3 separate regions of the Homo sapiens genome follow, and regions 2 and 3 are each linked to region 1. A link is a contact called in ENCODE Hi-C data. All regions are on one chromosome and are shown on one strand. The core of a region is the stretch at or near the end of the contact, and the rest is flanking DNA. Distances in the headings are between cores, read along the strand shown. Region 1 holds the start of PLAA (phospholipase A2 activating protein). Region 2 holds the start of B4GALT1-AS1 (B4GALT1 antisense RNA 1). Region 3 overlaps MTAP (methylthioadenosine phosphorylase).

Region 1 (5,015 bases), core at 1,371-3,870:
GTTTTAAGAAAGTTTATGAAATTTGTGTTGGGCCACTCTTACAGCCACCCATGGGCCACAGGATGGACAAGCTTGCTAACCTAACCAGCAGGATATGAGAGACTAAATAATCTTATCTCACTACGCACTAACACACACTGTGGCAAAATGCAAGTTCTTCATCAGTGTTAGATAAATACATACAGGAATGAATTTTGAAAAACAAAAACAAAAAAATCATGAGTTCGGCCAGGCGTGGTGGCTCACGCCTGTAATCCCAACACTGGGAGGCCAAGGTGGGCAGATCACCTGAGGTCAGGAGTTCAAGACCAGCCTGACCAACATGGAGAAACCCCATCTCTACTAAAAATACAAAATTAGCCGGGCATGGTGGCACATGCCTGTAATCACAGCTTCTTGGGAGGCTGAGGCAAGAGAATCGCTTGAACCCCGGAGGCGGAGGTTGCAGTGAGCCAAGATTGTGCCATTGCACTCCAGCCTGGGCAACAAGAGCAAAACTCTGTCTCAAAAAAAAAAAATCAATAGTTCAATGAACAACAAAATCACTTTTCAAATAGAGAATCAGTTCAGCCCAAAGTTCTTCAAGTTCCTGGTAAGCACAACCACTCCAGTGATTAAACCCTTGTCAAACTAGTACAGTCCCAAAAGTTTAATGACAGGATTCCATTATTAAAACAGGCATCCTTGATTATACTCCTTACTGCAATGGTTATATTCTACTGGGCTTATGCTTCTACTGGATTCAATTTTAAAGGCAAAAACTTAATAACTGTACTCAAACAAAAAGTTCCATATTAGTATTACTAAGTAGTTTTGGATATTATAGAATTTTAGAGTTAGATCTTTAGAGATCATCTCATTCAATTCAATACAGGAATTTGCTCTATACTATCCCTAGCCTAGTGGACCATCTTGTGTTGATTATACTACTTCAAAAGCCTCCAAGCAAACCCACTTCTACACTTATCCCTTCTCAATCTATTCTCTACCATCAGCTAGCAGAAACTTCTCAACACGGAAATCAGATCATGTTGCTCCCTGCTTGAAACTATTTGAAGGCTTCCATCTGCAAACTCCATAACCTGGCTCTTGCCAGCCTCAAAACCTGCCCTCACCTCACAGCTAATTCCCTCCTGTTTGCTCCTCCAGCTGCCTGGAATGCTCTTCCAATTCAATCCTCCCTATTTGCTCTTCCACGACCAGCTCCATCCATCTCATGCTTCAAATGTCAACTTTAAACAAACAACTCCTCAGAGAGGCTTCCTTTAATATATCTCTCCACCTAATTAACTGTATGTTTTCTTCACATGCCAGTTTTTAATTATTTATTGGCTTGTTTTTTAATCTATCTTCCCCATCAGACTGTAAGAAAGCTCCAGAAACACTGGCAACTTGTCTGTCTTTATTCCTCTCCAGTATCCCAAACAAAGAGGAGGCACTCAACAGTTATCAACTGAATTTATGGATGGTGACTCAAATTCTAAAATCTCTAGCAGTGGGAGACCTACTAAATAACAAAATAACTAACCTCAATTTTTCTTTCTCTGAACTGCAATCTGTCTTCTAGGTCTTAAATATCCTGTTACAACCAGCCAAATCAGGGCTGAACCCGTGAACTCGATCAGGACTGATTCCTAACCTTTTTCTTCTTTTTTTTTTTGGTTCGTGAACCCTTCTGATAAATCCTTTGAAGGCAATGGATGCTGCTTCTCCTCAAGAAACAGCACATGCACAGAAACAAAACATCCGAGAGGTTTCACTCCCTCAGGACCAGCACAGACCACAGACTAAAATTCTAACCTGGACGAAAAGAGGATTCACCAGTGCAATTTTTGAGAACTAAAGTCTTCAAAAATTAAATTTTACAGAAGACTACAGAGCATCTTCTTCGAAAAAAAAAAAAAAAGAGGACATTTCAGATGCCTTCAAACTACCTCACTTCGGAGGGTGCAACTGCAATCAGTAAATTTTCAAGTCTAAAAGAAACTTGGGAGATCATCGTCCAAAAACTGAAGGCCCAAAAGGTAGGAGACTCGTCTGTGGTCAAGTTAGCACAACAAGGCAGGTCTTTGGTCCCCCAACCCTGTGCTCTTTCCACTTAAATCCCGATGGTTTCTTACAGAGTTCTAATAGTCTGAGAATTGGAAGGGAGCGGAGAGCAGAGGGAAGGCTGGGGGGAGAGAGAGACGGCAGGACTGACAGGGAAGGGTCACTCTCCTTCCACTCTCCGGGAAGCGTGCAACACAGCCGGGGCAACCCGACTCCCAGCGCTCACCTGTCTGGGGCCCAGAGGCGGGTGGTGCGGTCTCGGGACACGGACACAAAGGCTCCCGGCGGATAGGCGCAGCACACCAGGCCCCGTACGTCCAGCTCGTGGCCCCGGAGCGAGCAGCTCAGCCGGTACCTGGTTGCGCCGCTCGTCATGGCCAGTGTCTGTCTGGCGCCCGGTGCCCAGGCACTGTGCGAGACCAGTCCGCAGGGGCGACTCGGAGAGCGCCGGGCCGCGGCGGGAGAAGAGCCTGCAGGTAAGGGGCGGCCGGAGACCGGAAGAGCCCGAGAGCCGGTACGGAAGGGCGGCTGGGAAGGGGCGCGCCGAGCGGGCCGAGTGACACAGCAAGCCTGACAGGCACTCCGGAATTCATCATCGGCCTCAGCCCTCCATGACGCAGAGTGTGTGCGTCCCAACCGCCGACGCCGATGCGGAGCTGAGCTGGCTTTCCTCCAGGGCTCTGGACTCCCTGCTGAGCAAGAGAGAAAGAGGCCCGCCCTTCCACCAGGACGCCTGACCCTGGGGTCCTTCCCAAACCCGGGTCTCTTCCGACTCCGGGCCCAACAGTTTGTGGTAAATCGGGAAGCGGGCCGGGACTACAATTCCCATAATGCCGCGCCAGCTGGCGTGGACATCCGGCGCGCCGAATCCGGATATTTTAAACCTGAGTCTTTCGCGCTGGGCATGGCGGAATGGCTGAGTGAGGTTGTTTGGTGTCTACTGTTAGGTCATCCTCACTGCTTTTCCCTGAGAATCTCGAGGTTTTTGCAAGTTAACCTTGTTTTTCAATTAAAACGAGAAAGCTTGAGGCCAAATTGGGAACTATTAATCATTGAACTATTCCTCCGTTTCAAGTTATCTGAATCTCCTACTCTCTGTTGTCAAATTTAGCAAATACGGTGGTCCAAGTCAATTTTTTAAAGGTATAACTACTTTTCTCTGGCGGCTTGTTAAAATGTAGATTCTGATTCAGTAGGTCTGAGTTAGAGCTGAGATACGTATTTTTAACAACCCCGCCGCCCACCCACCCGTGGTGCTACTTGCTAGTCATTATCAGACCTTATTGAGTGCCAGGGTAAACATGACCTGTCTCCTTACTTTGTTTTCTTCCCATCCGCTATTCTCTCGCATCCAACTACACTTTTCCACAAACCTTTCTAAATTGCTAAGCCCAATTCACACTTTTCTGACTTCTCCCTTCCTAAAACTCCTACTCTAGGTTTGGAATCACTTTTCCCCTGGTTTGGGAGATCATTCTTGAAATGCTGACTTTTGATACTTCTTTGCTATCATATCCCCTCCCTGGGTGGATTATTTACTACTTGGCTTATTTCTAGAGCTGTATTCCCATATTGTCTTCTCCAAACTCTAGATCTGTATTTCTAGCTATCTGTTAGAAATCTGTACCAATTAGTCCTACTTAAATTATTTCAACATTTCTCTGGCCTTTCTACCCCTTCTCTCCAGCCAATCCTACACATTAAAATATAATTATCTTTCTGAAATATACACTTAATTGTTTTTTCTCTGTTTGACAACCTGTGATGGCTTTCCATTATTTTTTTTTTTTTTTTTTTTTTTTTTTTTTTTTTTTTTTTGAGACGGAGTGTCGCTCTGCTGCCAGGCTGAGTGCAGTGGCGCGATCTCGGCTCACTGCAACCCTCGCCTCCCGGGTTCAAGCGATTCCTGCCTCAGCCTCCCGAGTAGCTGGGACTACAGGAGCGCGCCACCATGCCCAGCTAAATTTTGTGTTTTTAGTAGAAACGAGTTTCACCATGTTGGCCAGGATAGTCTCAATCTCTTGACCTCATAATCTGCCCTCCTCTGCCTTCCAAAGTGCTGGATTATAAGCGTGAGCCACCACGCCTGGCCGGCTTTCCATTCTTATAGTACAGCATTACATAGGGCCTTTCACACAATCTCCCTAATCTGTTTTACTAGATTCATCTCCCTCTGTTATCTCTCTTACTCTAGACATTTCGAATTTGTCACAATTCCCTGAACACATTATGCTGTATGCTCTCCATGTCTCTATGCTCTTTGTACATGCATTTTTTTTTTAAACTTAGAATTCCACTTTCTCCATCTGTCATAGTTCAACACCAGTTTATCTTCTGTTTTTTTCTAGTTCCTCTGGGGAACCAATGCAGTTTTGTCTGTTGTCAATATAGTATTTACTGCATTCTAATATGTTCTTTTATGTCTGTCTTTTCTACCGGACTACATTTTATTATTATCAAGACCTTTATTTTACATGAATCTTAACCATCTAATTTACTGCCTCCTATATAATAGGAAATGTTTTTCAACTTGGTATAGTATTCAGTTTACCAATTTTCACAGTCTCTCATTTAGTTCTCACAATAACCCTGCAAGGTAGATAGTATTATTCCCATTTCACACATGAAGAATTTGCCTTGTTTAAAAAATGTTAATTTGGAGGCCATTAGGTTGAGATAGTTCCAGCTCTGGAGCCCAACTCAATGTAAACAGTAAAATGAAACTTAAGCTTAACTAACAGAAACAGACAAACCTCTAACTAAGGACTTTCCACTTTAACCAATCAAGTAAGTATATTTTCTTAGTCTTGCTTCCACCAACCCCTTATAAAAGTTTTCCCCTCGTGCTGTAATTGCCCCTGTGTTCTTTTACACAGGGAAATGTGTAATTTCACATTTCCCTGTGTAATTGCCTGCTGCCTTCCAAAAAACCAATGCACTGAGAACTACAAATGTTGCAGCAGGGA
Region 2 (5,015 bases), core at 1,283-3,782, 6.2 Mb after region 1:
ATTAAAATGAAGAAAAGACCTCTCGGCCCCCATTTCTGGGGCTGCCTCAGCAGCAGCCTAAACGTCATGGTCTCTTGCATGTCACATGAAAGCAGCCAAAATAGAGAAGGCACTCTCTCCTCGTCCTCCAAAATGTTCTTTCTCAGGAAGTCCTTTCAAGTAGCCAATTATAGTCCATTTAGAAACACCAGTAACTGGTGACAAGCCGATCACTAGCAACACCATTACAAAACAAAACTAAGCAGAGGTATGGTCACGACCTTGTCTCTTACGCTTCTGAGAGAAGATGTGATACTCAAATACCAATGTAATCAACTTTGCGGTACTTTTGTTTAACTTGCTAATTATTTTTTCTTTCTGTGCAATATCCAGGCAACAACTAAAAACAAAAGCAAAAAACCTGGCCTTTTTCTGGCCTGGAGACTCAGTCTCTCTCCCCCTTCACTCTGCTGTGCAGAGCCATTTCTGTGGGAGTCTGAAAAAATGAAACTTTTTAAAGATCCTAAGCAAATATTATTACTATATTATTATTATACGGTGTATTGAGTGCCCGTATTTTTTTTTTTTTTTTTTTTTTTAGACAGTCTTGCTTCGTCGCCCAGGCTGGAGTGTACTGGCACAATCTTGACTCACTGCAACCTCTGCCTCCCAGGTTCAAGCAATTCTCCTGCCTCGGCCTCCTGAGTAGCTGCGATGCCACCACCCCTGGCTAACTTTTTTGTATTTTTGTAGAGATGGGATGGTGTTTCACCATATTGGCCAGGCTGGTCTCAAACTCCTAACCTCAAGTGATCCACTCCCCTCAGCCTCCCAAAGTGCTAGGATTACAGGCGTGAGCCACCATGCCCAGCCTGAGTGCCTGTATTTAATGTACACGATCTCATTTAGTCTTAAAAAAACCCCTGTAAGGTAATCATCGACAACCACATTTTACACAAGGAAGAGATTTTGAGAAACTCGATAGCATGTCTCAAGTCAGACACTTAGCAGCAAGGCAGAGTCCATTTCATTTTATGGGACTAGTCTGCTTCCCAGAATAATCATCAAATGCAAAGGAATTTAATTATCTGCTTAAAAAAACAAGCCCCCATTATTACCACAGTTCACGTCTGACCAATTCCAAGATGTTCTTCCCAAACTTGATATGAACACATTGACGCAATTACTGGCGAAATTGAGCAAGAGTATGTAGTAGCCAGGGCTCTGTGGGAAAGTGACAGAAAACTCCTATTGGCAGGATGTCATCCTGCCTGCCAGGGCCCCTCACTTACAACAATTATCTAAAACCTAGCATTAGAAATGAGAAACCACCTGTGTGGTAACCCTGGAAGCAACCTGTGGTTGCCTTGGGCCTGTGGGCCTGTAGGTTACAGGTCAAAGAGAAGTCCAGACTAGGCTCAGCCAGCTGCTATGAGGAATGCAAACTCACCTACTCAAGCTCTCTGCCTATGCTGAAACAGGCTAGAGGTCAGAGTTCAGATCATCTGGGCAAGATAATTGAGACTCAGGCTGCTACCGGAAGTACCAGAAATGGGCAACGTGGTGTTGACTGGTTATATTTTAGCCCTCTAACACCCAGAGTACACAAGCTCTCTGCCCCTGGGAGAGATCCCTGCTCACCTAGGTTTTGGGTACCCATACCAGGAGGAGGCTAGGGGGAAGGGCTCTCGGTCACGATCCACACAGAGGAAGAAATGAACACACAGTGACAATTTACTGAGGGCTTACCCTCATTAATTAAGCCCTTATTTACCATTGTTCACAATATCTTCCAAAACAACCCCTTGAAAGGGTGACCATTTATTATCCCAGAAGAGAAATATGAGGTTCAGAGAGAAGTCACTTGGCCCAAACGATCAGGAGAAAAACCCACTCAGGAGAGTGGCTCTATGGCAAGACACGTGAACCGAGAGGTCAGTCTCCTTCCCCACCGGGAGCCTCACGTCAGTCCCCAAAAGGGAGTGGATTACTCGAGGTCCCTACCAGAGTTCTCAGTGCAAGGCTGCTCGAAGCCCTAAGCAGACCCAAACTCCAAAACTTCCTGAGCCTCGGGCCACAGCAGGGAAGTCTCCAAGGCCTTCTCTGGTTCTGGGGCTAGAGGGGCCTCGGGACTTCCCTGTGCGGTCCCGGCCCCACGCCTCCAACAGGACTCCCCAGGGACCCACCTCGCAAACCTTCTCTCCCATCCAGTCCCAAGCCTCTGTCTGGGATTTAAAACTCTGATCCAGAAGAGGGAGGCTGGCTGTCGTAGAAGAGCCAGCCTGAGGGAATGTCTGGGGGACCCTGTCGGGGAAATCCGGGGGGGTCCCAATCCTCCGACTGGCGCCGACCCGAGTCCTTACCAAGCAGCGGGGACTCCTCAGGGCAGGCGGGCAGCGACAGTGCGGTGGTGTGGGGCACTGGGACCGAGGTCAAGTTGCTAGCGGGGCCAGGGCCAGAATCCACGACTGGGCTGGAGTCGCCACCCGGGCGCGGCTGGGAGGAGGCGCCTAGAGGAGGCGGCGGCCGGGCCCCTCCGGTCCGGAGCTCCCCGGAGGACTGCCCGATGGCGGCGGCACTGTTCGAGCCGCCCTGCAGCGGTGTGGAGACTCCGACCAGTTGGGGCAGGCGGCTCAGGTCGCGGCCAGCCAGGTAGTAAACGAGGGTGACGCCAAGGTGCAGAGCGCAGACGGCCACGAGCAGGCGGCAGGCCCGCTGTAGGGACGCGCCTGGCATCGCGGCGCTGCCGCTCAGGAGCGGCTCCCGAAGCCTCATCTTCCCGCCGCCGCTTTAAGAAGGGTGTGGGCTACAGGAGGGGAGGCGACCCGCCCGCGGGCCGCCCGCCAGGCGCTGCCCCACAGCGGCGACTAGGGGAGGGCCCGGAGCGGGGGCGGGCGAGCGGCTGAGAGCTGAGACTCCTCCAGCCAGCCAGACCTGGGAGCGGCGAGAAGCCGCCCGAGGCGCCGGCGGAGAGGGGAGGGGCGGGGCCCCGGCGAAGGCGGGGGCGGGGCCGGGCGCGGGGTTTTCTGGACGAGGGCGGGAAGGCGGGGCAGCCCGTGGCGGGATGGGCGCGCTGGGCGGGGCCTCGGGAGGGTGGGCAGCGGGCGGGGCGCCGTCGTGGGGTCCCCGGAGTATGACTGCAGCTCCGACGCTTGGCCGCGCACCGCCCTCTTCCTCCCGAGCCTTTGCGGCGGAGCTTCGGTCGCGTTGAGCCGCGCCTCCTCTTCCTCCTCCACGCTGCCCTCGACAGGCCGCGCCACTTCCTGGGGTGCGAAGGGACTCGGGTGCGAGCCTGGGCCTGCAGCGCGGCGGCGGAGAGAACGGAGAGGACAGCTGGCGGGTGGTTATCTGGAGTGGTTTGGGGCCGCGGCGGCGTTCTGGCCAGTGGGCCTTGGTGGGCTAGGAAGAGAGGCAGAAAAAGGTTACCCAGGAAACGGGCTTCGACGCCGGGCGAGGAGTGGCACGTTCGAAACCCCCTCCCTAACTCAGCCCGGCTGGACCCCGCTGCTTAACGGGGGGTCCTGCGGCAAAGAAAGTGGACGGGTTGCCACTTCTGTGCCTCCCCATCAGGTAGCCTGGGCTATAAGGGGCTCTCAGACCAGCTTGGTTCCAGATGTGTGTGTGGCGGGAGTCCTGTATACTTTGAAGAGGAGAGCAGCAAGAAGCCTCTAACTCCCAGGCCAGCGTGCAGGAGATCAGCCGGCGTTACAGTCTACACTGGGCTACCCACTGTCCCATGAAGTAGCAGTTCTCCCCATGTCGTAGAGTGGGGCCCCGGCAGATTAAGAAACTTTCCTAAGAGCCCACAGCTGGCAAGAGGCAGAATTCTGGCTCCGAAACCCATGTTTTCTACAGGTTTACCCTTTGTTGATTTGCAAGTAAGGGCTGAAGGCTGTGTGGGTGAGAGACTTAGGCACTGAAGCCACTTGACCTCGATTTGACCCAGAGGCCTCAGGCCCTGAGTGAGCAGAGACACCTCACCCCAGAGAAAGACTCATGGAGGTGCTGTCAGTAATGTGGATAGGGAAGTTGAGGGCTCTGGCAGCCAACCATCAGGGAATAACAGTAGCTACCTTATTTTGAGAGTTTGCTGTGTGCCAGTACTATCTGCCATGAAGTAGGTGGTGTTACGGTGTCCATTTCACAGATGAGAAAATAAGGCTTATGAGTTGACACTTTGGTTGTGATCATACAGAATCAACTTTCCTCACTTGACTTCCTGGACACCAGGTCCTTCTGATCTTCCTCACTTCACTGGCCATTTCTGTCTCCTCTCTGGACTTCTTCCCCAGTTGCTGAAGGCCCCAGCCATAGTCCATGATGTTCTTTTGTGTCTACACTTACTGCCTCGGAATGATTTATAATATCCAAATGCTGATCACTGATTTGTCTCCAGCCCAGATCTCTTCCCTGACCTCCAGATTCAACTGCTTATTTTACTGGCATCTCAAACACAATACATCTTGCCCTCAGCAACCTACTCCTTACACACCACTCCCGTTCTTACCTCCCTCAGAGAGTGATACTATTGTTTATTCAGTTCCCCAGAATCTAAAAGGTGTCCTTGATGTGCTTCTCTTGCTCTCAATGCCATTTGCAAGCCCTCAGCCAGCTTTGTCAGTGCTACCTTCAAAACATCAAAATTCACCACCAGCCAACTCTGATGTAACCATCCTCGATCAAGCCACCATCATCTTGCCCTGGGTTATATGGCAGCTACTAATTGGTCACCCTGCTTCCACCTCCTCCATTCCTCCTCCCTAGTCTGTTTTCCACAGAGCATCCAGGAAATCTTTGTAAGCATAAATCAGATCATGCCATTTTGTTCAGAACCAAATCCACAGAAACCCTGTTCAATCTGGTTCCTATTTCCCTCCCCACCCACATCTGTCACTCTACCATGCTGGACCTGCCTTAGCCACACTAGCCTGATAGCTATTCCTTGAACTTGCCATATTTCTTCCTGCCTCAGGGCCTTTGTACTTGCTGTTCATTTAGCCTGAAACACTTGTCCCCAATATTTCATTCAATTCAGG
Region 3 (5,015 bases), core at 946-3,445, 5.1 Mb before region 1:
AAAAAGAGGTAGAGAGTGCAGTGGGTTCAAGTATGTTTGGGTATGTGCAGTCAGTCTTTGTGTCTTTCTCATTCAAGTAAATTCCATAGCAATTAAAGTGAAAATAATCATCTTTCATTTGTGAGTAGAGCATCCATAGAAAGCAACATATATCTTGGTCTAGAACTTAAATTCCAAAAGAATGTGTTATATTTTTCATTTTCCCGTTTTTGTTGCACAGGGACGAGTTTCCTGATGCTTCCTTGCCATAGGCCCTGGGCTCTGTGTGTAGTGTTCTTCCCAAACCAAAAATTAAAAATAGGAAAATCAGAATCTATACCAAGAACTTTGTCTAGGAGGCTTGTCTGCAGTAGGTTTCTTCAGTGCCTATGCCTCCTGCTGGATTGTGTTTGATTAATCCATTTCTTTTAACTTGTACAAGGTCCCCATTGTTAGAGCCACAAGTCATTTGGCCACTGAGGGTAAAAGATGGTTAGGAGTGGGATTTGTTCCACTTCTTTGCAGCGATTAAACAGTCAGTTTGAACTGGGGAAAGTATTTGACCTTTAGTCTGTCCTAAAAGAATGTCATCAGGCTGTTTATACATTAAAAGGCTCTCATAAGATATGTACTCCCAGATTCATAATTTTGGAACTTCTCTCCTATGGTACACACCCTTGTATGTATGCACACCTGGCTCTCACTGAGTCACTTATGGGAAACTGAAGCAAGTTTTTCTATTAATAGGGGAAAAAAGACCTCATAAAAGAGTCAAAGTAAATGAGACTTAGAGAAATGTAGAAGCATGACTATGCATCACTGGGCCTTTGCTTAGTTTTTATTCATCAGCCATGGAGAAGAAAGGCATGACTCTTTCCTGCCTCCCACACCCACCGGACTTGTAAAGCTCGACTTCGATGATGCATTATAAAGTGGTGCACAGGATTGGTTTTTAATGAGATTTTTGCCATTGGAGCAAAGCAAGACTGTTTCCCTGCCAGCTGCTTTATTCAAGTCATGAGGCATTTTGTTGTCTCCTCCTGTACTTGTGGTACATGGGCCCTCCATTTTCTAGCCCAGTTCTTGTTAGATACCTTTGCACATTCATTTGTATGTATGGCAGAACTGATGATATGGCCTTTCTTTCACCCCCAACTACTAACTGTCCATGCCATTAAAGATACATGGACAGGGGATTCCAGCAATTTCTACAGTTGCTCTTCTTTCTCTTTACCATTAATCCTGATGATTGTAGGAAATCAGTACACCATATTTATTATGCAAATCTAAGAAAAACAACTAGATCTATAAACTATTTGAAAAGATGCCCACATTGTATTTTTTTGTTGTTTTTTTAGATAGGATCTTTCTCTGTTGCCCGGGGTAGAGTGCAGTGGCCTGATCGCAGCTCACTGTAGCCTCTACCTCCTGGGCTTAAGCAATCCTCAGCCCGTCTAGTAGCTAGGATTACAGGAATCTGCCACTGTGCTTGGTAATTTTTTTTTTTTAAGGAGATGGGGTCTCACTATGTTGCCCAGGCTGGTTTCAAACTCCTGGCCTCAAGCAGTCTTCCTGCTTTGGCCTCCCCAAAGTGCTGGGATTATAGGCATGAGCCACTGCACCCAGCTACATATTTTTTAGAAAAGGATCAGATGAGTAGGACTTGCTCAACTGCTATCACTGTCAGAAATATCTCAAGGTGAAACTTGCAAACATATCAGTAAGGAGAAGGATGAGATTTCTTTTTTAATAGTCTTCTTTATCAGGAATGTTTTGCAGATATTGATTTTTTTTTTTTTTACAATGAGAAAAATATGACCAAAAACTGAATATTAAAGGAAGCAGAGTGTGATTCCCGGTGCTAAACAGTTTCTATAAAATGTGGCTAATAACATATTGGCCTGTTGTGCCTAAGGCCTGTGTTTGGGTTATGCCTTCTCAAAGAATGCAGTGGAAGAATCTCAGCTTAGAAGTGAGGACATCCAGAATTCTTTCCTGGCTGTGCCGTGAAATTCCTTTGTCACTTAGTGTCCTCATCTGCTAAATGAGGGTGTTGAATTGATTCCTAAAAGTTCTGGTATCCTCCCCTCTTCAGATTATTTCTTCAACTTATTTTCTTGGTAGAACTGGGAGAGGTTCGACTTTGCTTTTGTCACGCATTCTTACTCATCAGGAAAGTCCCGCTATAAACACAGTGCTGAGGGATCAGTTATGTCAGTCTGTTTCCTTCTCCCAGAGACCAGCCCTGCCTTGGGCTTCCCCTAGAACTTTATGTCATAGCATAAAGGCCCGTGTCTGGGCCCTGAGGTTGGGAGTATGCTCTGATGTCAAGTATTTGATCATTCTCTTTCTGCCTCTTGATGACTAGAAAGCGTTTTATGGTAAAGAGTTACGCAAGAAGCCTTTGTTTAGCTCTTTCTCTCATTGCTAAAAATAGTAAGCTGTTTTTAACCCTTACTGTTCTTACTTCTTCTTACTCATTTCCCTCACTCTTTAGCTGAGAATGTCACCTCCACCTTTATAGAGAAGACAGAAACTTAAGCATAAACTCTTCACCTTCCTTCACCTTCCCTTTCCCCAGTTACTTGCGTCCCTGTTCTTTGTCATCCTCTTGTCTGTAGCTGTCCTTGAAGTGGTGTCCACTATTCCCCTGGATGAGGTTCATTCTTACGTTCTGTTCCATAACCTAGTTGTGTTATTAACTTCCCATCATACATCCTTTTATTAAAAATCCTACACTACCAGTTTTTGAGTTCCTATTAGGTGTCACAATCAGTTAATCCCACTTACGGCATACAGCAGTCATTATTCCAGTTTATACTTGAAGAAACTTAGGCCCTTACTATGTTTCTGGCACTGCTTATTATCACAGCTCTAGAAGACATCTTCTATCTACCTTATCCTTCCCTTTTACAAAAGGTGAGAAAACTGAGGCCCAAAGAGGTTGTTGTCACCACCTATGTAGAGTGAGGATTTTTATTTTTGTGCTATTGTTTAGCATGATCTCATGAAATATAATAGAAAATAAGGGGAAACTATGGTACCTGTTTATTGAGCAGCCTTCCTTGACTGGGATATAAACATCCATTGGTTTTCCTCCTTTTTCATGCCACCACAAGCACTCAGGGGCACTCTTGATACCAGAACAGTGGGAGGATCTTAGTGATATTGGTCCAAATTCATAAGTTTTCACTTCTCTTTTTTTTGAGACAAGATCTCACTCTCGCCCAAGCTGGAGTACAGTGGCGCCACAGCTCACTGCAGCCTTTACCTCCCAGGCTCAGGTGATCTTGCCACCTCAGCCCCCCAAGTAGCTGGGACTACAAGGGTGTGACACCATACCCAGCTAATTTTTTGTATGTTTTTGTAGAGACAGGGTTTCACTATGTTGCCTGGGCTGATCTTGAACATCTAAACTCAAGGGTTCCACCCACCTTGGCCTCCTAAAGTGCTGGGATTACATGTGTGAGCCTCACTTCCTTCTGGTTATAGAGACAGAATTGTTCCACTTCTTAGTCTGATGTTTCTGTCAGAATTTTTTCTCATGACTGCCTATTCACGCTGCTGTTTGATTCTTGGGATATATTTTAAATGATGGGTAGATTCACTTCCCCTAAACCGTCCTCCTTATGAGCAGCCGTTATTCTGCTCTGCCAGTAAATTAATTGACTCACGATTCTGCATGTTGGGGCTTGTTGTGGATACAGACCGTATTCTGAAATGTCCTCAGAGGTCGATGATTGTGTTTGCTTCTGCCAGGGGATGGGTGTTTGCCCTCAGCTTGTTTGCAACACCACATTTCCTCAAAGGAAACGTATTAACTAACAGCTATCTTCAAGCCAATGTAAGAGTCTTGATTCAAGAAACAACCTACCAGTCAGTCTATTTCTAGGCTTTTCTCCCTCTCTTTGAAAGTGCCAGTGTTCTTCCTTTCACTCTCTTGAACTCATTTTTCCTGCCAGCACACATCATTTTGTCTCCTTTACTTTTCCATAGGCTGTTTTTTTTTATTTGTCTACTAGCTTTTCTTATCACATATCCCTGCTTGACAACCTTAAGCAATTTGTTGGATACCCTTGATTTGAGGCCCATCAATATGTCATACTTTGGGATTGGCAGAAGAAATGTTTAGAAGCATATTTTCCATAAATGATAGTGACAAGTGCCAAGCACTTGCTTCATGTTGTCTCATTCAGTTTTCACGGGGACTTTATAAGGTAAGTGGGATTACTCCCGTTTAAGGAAACTGATATAACTGAGGTGCAGAGAGACGAGAGTGACTTTCCCAGAGGCACACAGCTAGTGAGTGGTAAAGCCAGTAGATAAGCCAGTCCCTGAAATCCGTGTTTTCCAGTAGGATCCCAAGCTATGGGGAGATAAAAATTAGTCCCCTTGCCTAGCTAGAGGGCTTTAAAGGTTAAAGCAAGAGGAAGAAGCAGACCTTATCTTTTAGTTCTGTAAGTTTGGAGTGTATCGTGGGTCTCACTGAAACTAGAAAAATTGTCAGCACGGCTGCATTCCTTTCTGGAGGCTTAGGGTAGAATCCCTTTCCCTGCCTTTGCCACTCACCTTGGCATATGGCCCTCATCCATCTTCAGAGCCAGCAATGGCAATGGAGTCCTCACCTCTCATCATGCTGACATTGACTCTTCTGCCTCCGTCTTCCACATGTGAGGACTCATGTGAAGACATGCCGCACACCTAGTTAATCCAGAATAACCTTTCTATTTTAAAGTCAGCTTGTTAGCAACCTTAATTCCATTTGCTCTCTTAGTTCCCCTTTGCCATCTAAAGTAATATATTCATAGGTTCTAAGGGTTAGCATGTGGACATCTTCGGAGGGGCCATTATTTGAAATCTAAAATGGAGATGTTATTGCATCGCAGTCTATTGGGAGGTAGCCACTGGAGGTTTTTGCAGCCTTGTTTTTATATTTAAGCAAGGGTGTATATGTGTGTCTTAGTCTGTTCAGGTTGATACAACGGAATACCATAGACTGGGTAGCTTCTAAGCAACAGAAATTTCTCACAGTCCTG

The links. Hi-C counts contacts between places; a loop is a spot of excess contacts on that map. Pooled maps may share reads with other maps.
Region 2: a loop to region 1 is called in a pooled map, with 7 times the contacts of the local background. The contact joins the promoter of B4GALT1-AS1 here to the promoter of PLAA in region 1. A Hi-C loop is called at or near these places in 7 of 50 pooled maps.
Region 3: a map with no recorded cell type shows a loop between it and region 1 (4-fold over the local background). The contact joins the enhancer-like site here to the promoter of PLAA in region 1. A Hi-C loop is called at or near these places in 2 of 37 single-sample maps with no recorded cell type and 2 of 50 pooled maps.

Annotation. Positions count from the first base shown.
Region 1 is chr9:26,944,622-26,949,636 of GRCh38, forward strand. It overlaps PLAA (phospholipase A2 activating protein), which reads right to left and starts at 2,621. Exons shown (of 14, transcript NM_001031689.3): 1 at 2,276-2,621. The coding sequence starts at 2,424. It also overlaps a transcript of IFT74 not described here. RefSeq lists enhancers at 1,696-2,371, 2,115-2,374, 2,372-3,045, 2,635-2,944.
Region 2 is chr9:33,164,416-33,169,430 of GRCh38, forward strand. B4GALT1-AS1 (B4GALT1 antisense RNA 1) reads left to right here and starts at 2,533. Exons shown (of 3, transcript NR_108110.1): 1 at 2,533-2,631. It overlaps B4GALT1 (beta-1,4-galactosyltransferase 1), which reads right to left and starts at 2,921. Exons shown (of 6, transcript NM_001497.4): 1 at 2,343-2,921. The coding sequence starts at 2,754. RefSeq lists silencers at 2,673-2,946, 2,705-3,104 and enhancers at 2,772-3,337, 3,255-3,354, 3,338-3,902, 3,425-3,504.
Region 3 is chr9:21,830,021-21,835,035 of GRCh38, forward strand. The region is part of intron 4 of MTAP (methylthioadenosine phosphorylase); the gene reads left to right. Among named protein-coding and RNA genes, the nearest start is that of MTAP, 30 kb to the left of the region's middle. RefSeq lists enhancers at 1,912-2,221, 2,089-3,288, 3,538-3,677. Within about 2 kb of position 2,196, at least 8 of the 41 ENCODE cell types and tissues checked have a DNase peak (open chromatin) inside an H3K27ac peak, as active enhancers do.